2 separate regions of the Homo sapiens genome follow, and region 1 is linked to region 2. Evidence: chromatin contacts called from ENCODE Hi-C data. All regions are on one chromosome and are shown on one strand. The core of a region is the stretch at or near the end of the contact, and the rest is flanking DNA. Distances in the headings are between cores, read along the strand shown.

Region 1 (3,258 bases), core at 685-3,184, 150 kb after region 2:
GGACACTTGGGTTACCTCCACATTGGGCTAGTAAGTGGAGGCTGTAAGTGTGGCTATGCAGATACCTTTTCAAGACTTTGTTTCTCCTTCTTTTGGGAAGTGACCCTAGTTTCTAGAAAAGTAGGCAGCATATTAGATGATTAAAACAGCTCTTTTTAACATCATTTTAGAGTTCTATTTTCAAGTTGCTGAATTGTACCAAATTGGGTTTTTATACAGTGTTGATCTAGTGTGACAAATATTTCTGAAATGTGGTTTTTGTTGGTCGACTTGAATATATTTCTTACAACGTTTTACACCAAAACTGTTTCTTCATAGTTATCTAAATGCAGATAGTAAATCCATCAGGCCCATTCTTGGCATCACGTTAGTTTTCTGATAATTTATCACATAGCAAGCTGTCAGTGTCCCTGTAAAAGATGTGCTGCTGCAGTTTGGAAATTCAAGTTTTGGAAATTATTTTTATTTTCTAAATCTTTAGAAAAAAATTCATTTTTTGAAAATACAACAGCTCTAAAATCTATTTTCCCAAAGCTTAACCAGAAACTCAAGCTTGGAGAAGGTTGTTCTGTTTTCCAGGGAACCCTGGGAAAATACCGCCTTGTTCAAAAGCAGCTTCCTCTTGACTTTGCTCGTAGTGTCTGCCTCCATCTGGAACCATGGTGTCTGTATATCATTTTGGGCAGGATTATCAGGCTGTTCTCTTAGACTTTTCTTCTTACTATTGGGAGAATACGCTTTGCAGTGACGCCTGTTGACCACCAGACGGCGGTGTGTCCATGGCAGCTCCCAGGTTCACTTGGGATTTGCTCCTTTGACGTTTGACAGTTCTGGCCTTAGCAGGGCCTCTGACGCTTTCGTTTTGTTGAAGTCTTACCTGGATTCCAGTATTTCACAGGATGATCTCTTATTAAATCTCATTTAAATGAAGCATAAATAAAAGTTGTTTTAAGTAAAAATTATCCCAAATCAAAGTAAATTATTATTTATTTATTTATTTTTGGGACAGAGTTTCGCTCTCGTTGCCCAGGCTGGAGTGCAGTGGGGCAATCTCGGCTCACTGCAACTTCCGCCTCCTGGGTTCAAGTGATTCTCCTGCCTCACCCTCCTGAGTAGCTGGGATATTAGAGGTGCCCACCACCATGCCTGACTAATTTTTTTTTTTTTTTTTTGAGACAGAGTTTCGCTCTTGTAGTCCAGGCTGGAGTGCAATGGCGCAATCTTGGCTCGCTTCAACCTCCACCTCCCGGGTTCAAGTGATTCCCCTGCCTCAGCCTCCTGAGTAGCTTGAATTATAGGCATGTGCCACCATGCCCGGCTAATTTTCTTTGTATTTTTAGTAGAGACGAGGTTTCACCCTGTTGGCCAGGCTGGTCTCAAACTCCTAAACTCAGGTGATCCACCCGCCTCAGCCTCCCAAAGTGCTGAGATTACAGGTGTGAGTGACCACACCCAGCCTAAATTCTTAAAACTATGAAATTTAGTACAGTAAATACATTTGGAGCTTGTTATCACTCTTTTCACGAGGCTGTGTGGAAACAAGCAGTGACGCTCTTCATCTGATGAAGAGACCGGAATGGGCCTTCCTCGGGCCTCCTTCCTTGCCGCCTGCCCACAGGTCCCAGTGCTCCTTTCCCCAGCAGCTTCATGTCTCCCCAGAGCCACTGGCCTTGCTCAGCCCCAGCCTCCCCACCCGCCTCCTTACTGTTCTTGTCCTTTGTCACAGCAACTTGAGCTGGTGTGGAGCCCTCCTCAGTCCTTCATAGCTGAGTGCTATGAGTCACCGGGAACAGCCATAGGGGTCTCGGGACATCACTCAGGACAGGATGGTGCCTGCATGTGAGGCTCAGACCCAGACCCTCAGCGTTCAGCAGAGTTGGCAGGACATGACTTAGAATGCCGAGGCTGGGATCAGGGTCAGGAGGGTGAGGCCCTGCACTAGGGCCCTGGCTTCACTCACAGGAAATGGTGACTGTGTGTTTTGGCTGCCTGCAGCAGGTTGGAGGGGACCCACTCTGCCTGAAACACCCCCTCCTCAGCCCTGGTTCCTCTCCGCCAGAGCTCCATGCTTCCCTCACCTCAGTTCAGCTCTCACTGCTGTGGGAAGCCTTCTGAGATCATGTGCTGGGGGCCAGGCATGCAAAAGCAGATGTTGCACTTCCTGACTATGAGGAGAACAGCCCAAGAGGCTGAGTTCAGCAGCCACATGCTGCATAGTGTGGGCAAGGACAGGAGGTTTCCTGGAGGGTGTGCAGTGGGTGGGCACCCTGTGGGTGGGCACCCCTGGGGGCTTCCTGGGGAGAACGTGCTGAATCTGAGTGCATGACCCAGGACCAGTGCTCCACAGATAGTTCCCTCACTGAGAAGGTTCCCCCCACCCAGAGGAACTATCTAGAAATAAACCTAATTTGAAAGATAGCTGACATGAGAAGTTCTTAAAGTAGAAGTTTTTGAATTTCTCCCAGCATTCCATCAACATGTAGATGGGTTGGCAGGGTGGATCTTAGCACCTCCTCTCCCAACCTACCTTTTTAGTTGAGTGGTTCTCAGAGTGTGGGCCCGGGGCAAGAGCCTCAGCCTCACCATCATCTGGGAGTTCCTTAGAAATGCACATTCTCAGGCCCCACTGCAGACCTACTGATCCCCACAGTGTGAAGGTGGAGCCCCCTGTCTGTTCTAACAAGCCCACCAGGTGATGGGGTGCGTGCTCAAGTGTGGAAACTACTGCTTCCATTCTTCCCGGCTTGTGAGTTCTCTTTTTAAGAGACTGAGGCAGAGACTGGACACCCTCCCCCCATAATCCCTGCCTTTTGCCTAAGAAAGCCCCTACACAGTTCCTCCCTTCTTTTCTCCCTGGAGGTAGGGAGGGGCCACCGAGGAAGCCAATGTCCTCTAGGTCTGCAGAGGCTGAGTGTTTTCCTCTGGGCCCCTGCGGAAGGGCCCTCACTGGACTCCACGTGGCAGCTCTTGGCTGCTGCATCCACCCTTTGTTAGCAGCCTGTCCTCACGGAGACCTGCAGCCAGAGCCTGCTGTGTGTGTGTTAGATCTCAGTGAAGTGATTCGCCCTGAAACGCTTCCTGGTGATGATCCCAGTTAACCAGTCCTCATCCTTCTGGGCACCAGATCAAGTGGATTTGGCTTTTAATCCCAATATGGTGGTCTAACCAGACATTTACTTAGATCACTGGTCTTCCTGGAGGATGCAGTTTTCTGGAGTCTGGTCTCCAGCAACTTGCCTTGGCAGGCCACGTGGCCTG
Region 2 (3,365 bases), core at 6-2,505:
TTCCCAGTCTCTGACGAGGCTGCAGTCAAGATACTTCCATGGCTAGGGTCTCGTCTGAAGACTTGCCTGGGGAGGATCCCCTTCCAAGATCCCTCGCAGAACCTGGGTGCTGGAAGGATTCCATTTCTTTCAAGTTATGAGACTGAGGGCCACAGTTCCTTGCTGGCTGCTGGCTGGAGGCTGCCCCACGTTCCGTGTCCTGTGGGTTTTTCCACCATGGGAGTTATTACTTCATCAAAGCCAGCCAGAGAGAGACAACTTGCAGGGGGGAAGTCATTGTCTCATGCTGCCTTAGCACAGAGGTGACATCACCTGTGCCCTATTCTGTTGCTTATCAGCAAGTCACAGGCCCCTCTCGCACTTAGGAAAGGGGATTACATAAGAGCATGAATACCAGGAGGCGGGAATCATTGGGTGGGTGAGAACCTTAGACCTGCCTGCCACAGAGTAGGACTCCGTGATACATCTTGTAATCGTGAGACTTTTGCAGCATGACTTCAGCAAGTTGGGGGCCATGGTGGGAGGGAGTGATTCACTTCACTATCAGATGAGATTTTCACGGTGAAGGTGAGATGTGAACTGGTCTTTGAAGTGGTAGCTCCAGAATTTTCACACATAAAAGAGGGTTAGGGTAACAGTCTGGTTGGAAGCGGGGTACATCACAAATGCAGTGTATTTGGAGTAGCTTGAGCAATTGAGCTGAAGCCTTGTCAAGCCGTGCTTTGAGAGTGACCCTGCTCTGAAGGATGCAAAAACTTAGTTCCATAAAGAAGAGACAAGGACCCAGGATGAAGTGGATCATTCTAGGCGGAGGGAACAGCAGGAGCAGAGATGCTGGAACTTGGCAAAGCATGATGTAGTTTTAGGGGAAGATCAGTAGTTTCCTGAGGATGGATTTTAAGTCATATAAAAGGAGGGAGAATAAAGCTGGGAGAGTGGCATGGGGGCAGGCCGTGCACTCAGAGGAGATGGAGCCTGGCCCTAAGGGCAGATGGGCTTTGTTGGTCCTCAGAGGAGATGGAGCCCAGTCCTCAGGGCAGAAAGACTTTTGGGTCCTTGAGAGGATGGAAGCCCTGTCCTGAGGGCAGGAGGGCTGTGTTGTTTCTCAGAAGAGATAGAGCCTGGTCCTGACGGCAGGTGGGCTTTGTAGGCCTTGGATAGATGGAGCCTAGCCTTGAGGGTAGAAGGGCTTTGTTGGCCCTCAGGGGAGCTGGTGCCTAATCCTCAGGGCAGAAAGCCTTTTTGGGCCTTGAGAAGATGGAAACTCTTTCCTGAAGGCAGAAGGGCTTTGTGGACTCTCAGAGGAGATGGAGCTGGGTCCTGAGGGCAGAAGGGCTTTTAGCCTGGGTAATGGTAGGATTAGTTTTGGGCTCCTTTCCTCAGTCTGCAGGGGAGGCTGCTTGGGAACATGTTTGTTGCTCACATCTGTCTCCTCTGCTCTTGGCAGGAGACAAGAAAGGATGCGAGTCGAGAAGTCAGAGCTGCTGATGTGTTTCCCAGCTTCTGTTGCATCCTGAGAAGCCTGGGTCAGGCTGAGGTTTGGGGGAGATTGGGAATGTGTGGCCCCACTCAGGAATTGGGCTGCTTACTTCCAGATCACTGTAGGCCAGCTCCCTCTTGCTGTACCTTTCACACATGGGCTCAGCCATCCTGTGGGCCGAGCAGGTGGCAGTGCCCGCTCTGACTGCACAGATCGACAGAGAGTTTTATAGATAAAAACCAATGATTTTTTAAAAGGCATCTTTTCTTCATTTAGAATTGGTGTATTGGATGTCAGGAAGAAATTAGTTGCTCTTTTTTCCCTATCCTTCCTGAAAGAGCAGCTTTATACAATGTTTTTGGCAGCTGATGTTCAAAGAAGATCAAAGAAGAAAACTGGCATTTTTGGCAGGTTATGACACTGGTACCCGTGGGGTGCTGTTCAGTGCCATGTTACCTGATCTGGAAACTTGTGGCACCCGTGTGTGTGTGTGTGTGTGTGTGTGTGTGTGTGTCCTTGTAGGGTGCTACTTCTCTCCTTGCCTACCTACCGTGTACTTTGATGATGCTGACATTGGTGGATTTCTGTAGATGTGCTGTTTAGCCAGGTATGCAGCACTCTTTATTTAAAGTGGAGGGCCATTAATGGTGGCTCATGCCTGTAATCTCAGCACTTTGGGAGGTTGAAACGGGAGGATTCTTTGCGTCTAGGAGTTTGAGACCAGCCTGGGCAACATAGTGGGACACCGTCTTCTAAAAATAATAAAATAAAATGGGGAATCCTTTTGATTGGGGAGAAATTAGAATCTAATTTTGGAAAGGGGCATAAAATAATTCATGAGTTTGGGGAAGCACCATGACGTATAATTACCTAGTTATCTCTTAAATTTCAAAATTGGACTTAATTGAGCAAATGGTGGTGAAGATACCATAGAACAAAAGATTTCCTGTTGCTTTCTGTGCTTTTTTATTATATGAAATGATGTGGCATGATTTATTTGGTTGTTACTGTCTGGTTGTGAACGTGAGCAACCTTTAACAGATGGCTGAAATGGGGCCCAGTTGGAAGGAGGGCCGCGGACCACCTGCTTTTGTGGCCCTGTTGCCCTGGAGATCACTCCAGCTGTGACTGTTGATGGCCTGTGGGGGCAAAATCAACTCTTCAGACAGGTGGCAGCGGGACTACACTCTAGACTAGAGGAAACCAGGGAAGAGAAAGCCCAGCCTGAGTGTAGCAGGAAAGAAACTGAAGTCTAGGGTCATTAATACTAGCCTTCATAACCCATCAAACAGTGAAAGTGTATTTCTTGCTTAAACAAAACCATGCAGATTAACCCTCCTCCATCCTGTGGCCACCTTCTTCAGCAGTAACACAGAGTCGAGAGAGGCATACTTACTGCCTTACTGTGGAAATGAAACACATCACTTCTTATGCTCCATTGTGGCCCTGGCTGATTGCAAGGATGACCAGGAAATGCTGGGAAGCACGTGGAATGCCAGTCTTTGCTTTGACCTCTCAGTACAGCTTTTCTGTCGAGGAGGTATTTAGAATCAGTCATCTTTGTGGATTGCAAAGAGGTGTTCTCATTCCACAGTGCCTTTCAGGGAGTAAGAGGACAAGCCGATCCCATTAGCTGTGGAGCAGAGTGGCCCAGAGCAGGGGCTCTGGCATCTGAGTCTCAGCTCTTGATTCACCACTTACCATGTGACTTTGAGCAAATCATTTAACTTTTCTGCCTTAATGTCACCATCTGTATAATGGGGTCACTAATAGGACTGTTACAAATATGAAATGATGTATGAGGGAAAGAGAAGTTGATGATGGTCAGTTTTAGCTAAAATGTTTGAGCATGTTTTTCTTTGTTTTAATAAAGGGGAAGGTTAAA

What was found. Hi-C counts contacts between places; a loop is a spot of excess contacts on that map. Pooled maps may share reads with other maps.
Region 1: a map of PC-9 shows a loop between it and region 2 (11-fold over the local background). The contact joins two enhancer-like sites. A Hi-C loop is called at or near these places in 4 of 168 maps with a recorded cell type or tissue (PC-3, PC-9, endothelial cell of umbilical vein and 1 more) and 3 of 50 pooled maps.

Annotation. Positions count from the first base shown.
Region 1 is chr10:35,562,722-35,565,979 of GRCh38, forward strand. All of the region lies in intron 8 of CCNY (cyclin Y), which reads left to right. Among named protein-coding and RNA genes, the nearest start is that of GJD4, 41 kb to the right of the region's middle. RefSeq lists enhancers at 1,701-1,810, 1,871-1,980, 2,251-2,330. Within about 2 kb of position 1,935, at least 10 of the 41 ENCODE cell types and tissues checked have a DNase peak (open chromatin) inside an H3K27ac peak, as active enhancers do.
Region 2 is chr10:35,414,201-35,417,565 of GRCh38, forward strand. All of the region lies in intron 1 of CCNY (cyclin Y), which reads left to right. Among named protein-coding and RNA genes, the nearest start is that of CCNY, 79 kb to the left of the region's middle. Within about 2 kb of position 1,256, at least 3 of the 41 ENCODE cell types and tissues checked have a DNase peak (open chromatin) inside an H3K27ac peak, as active enhancers do.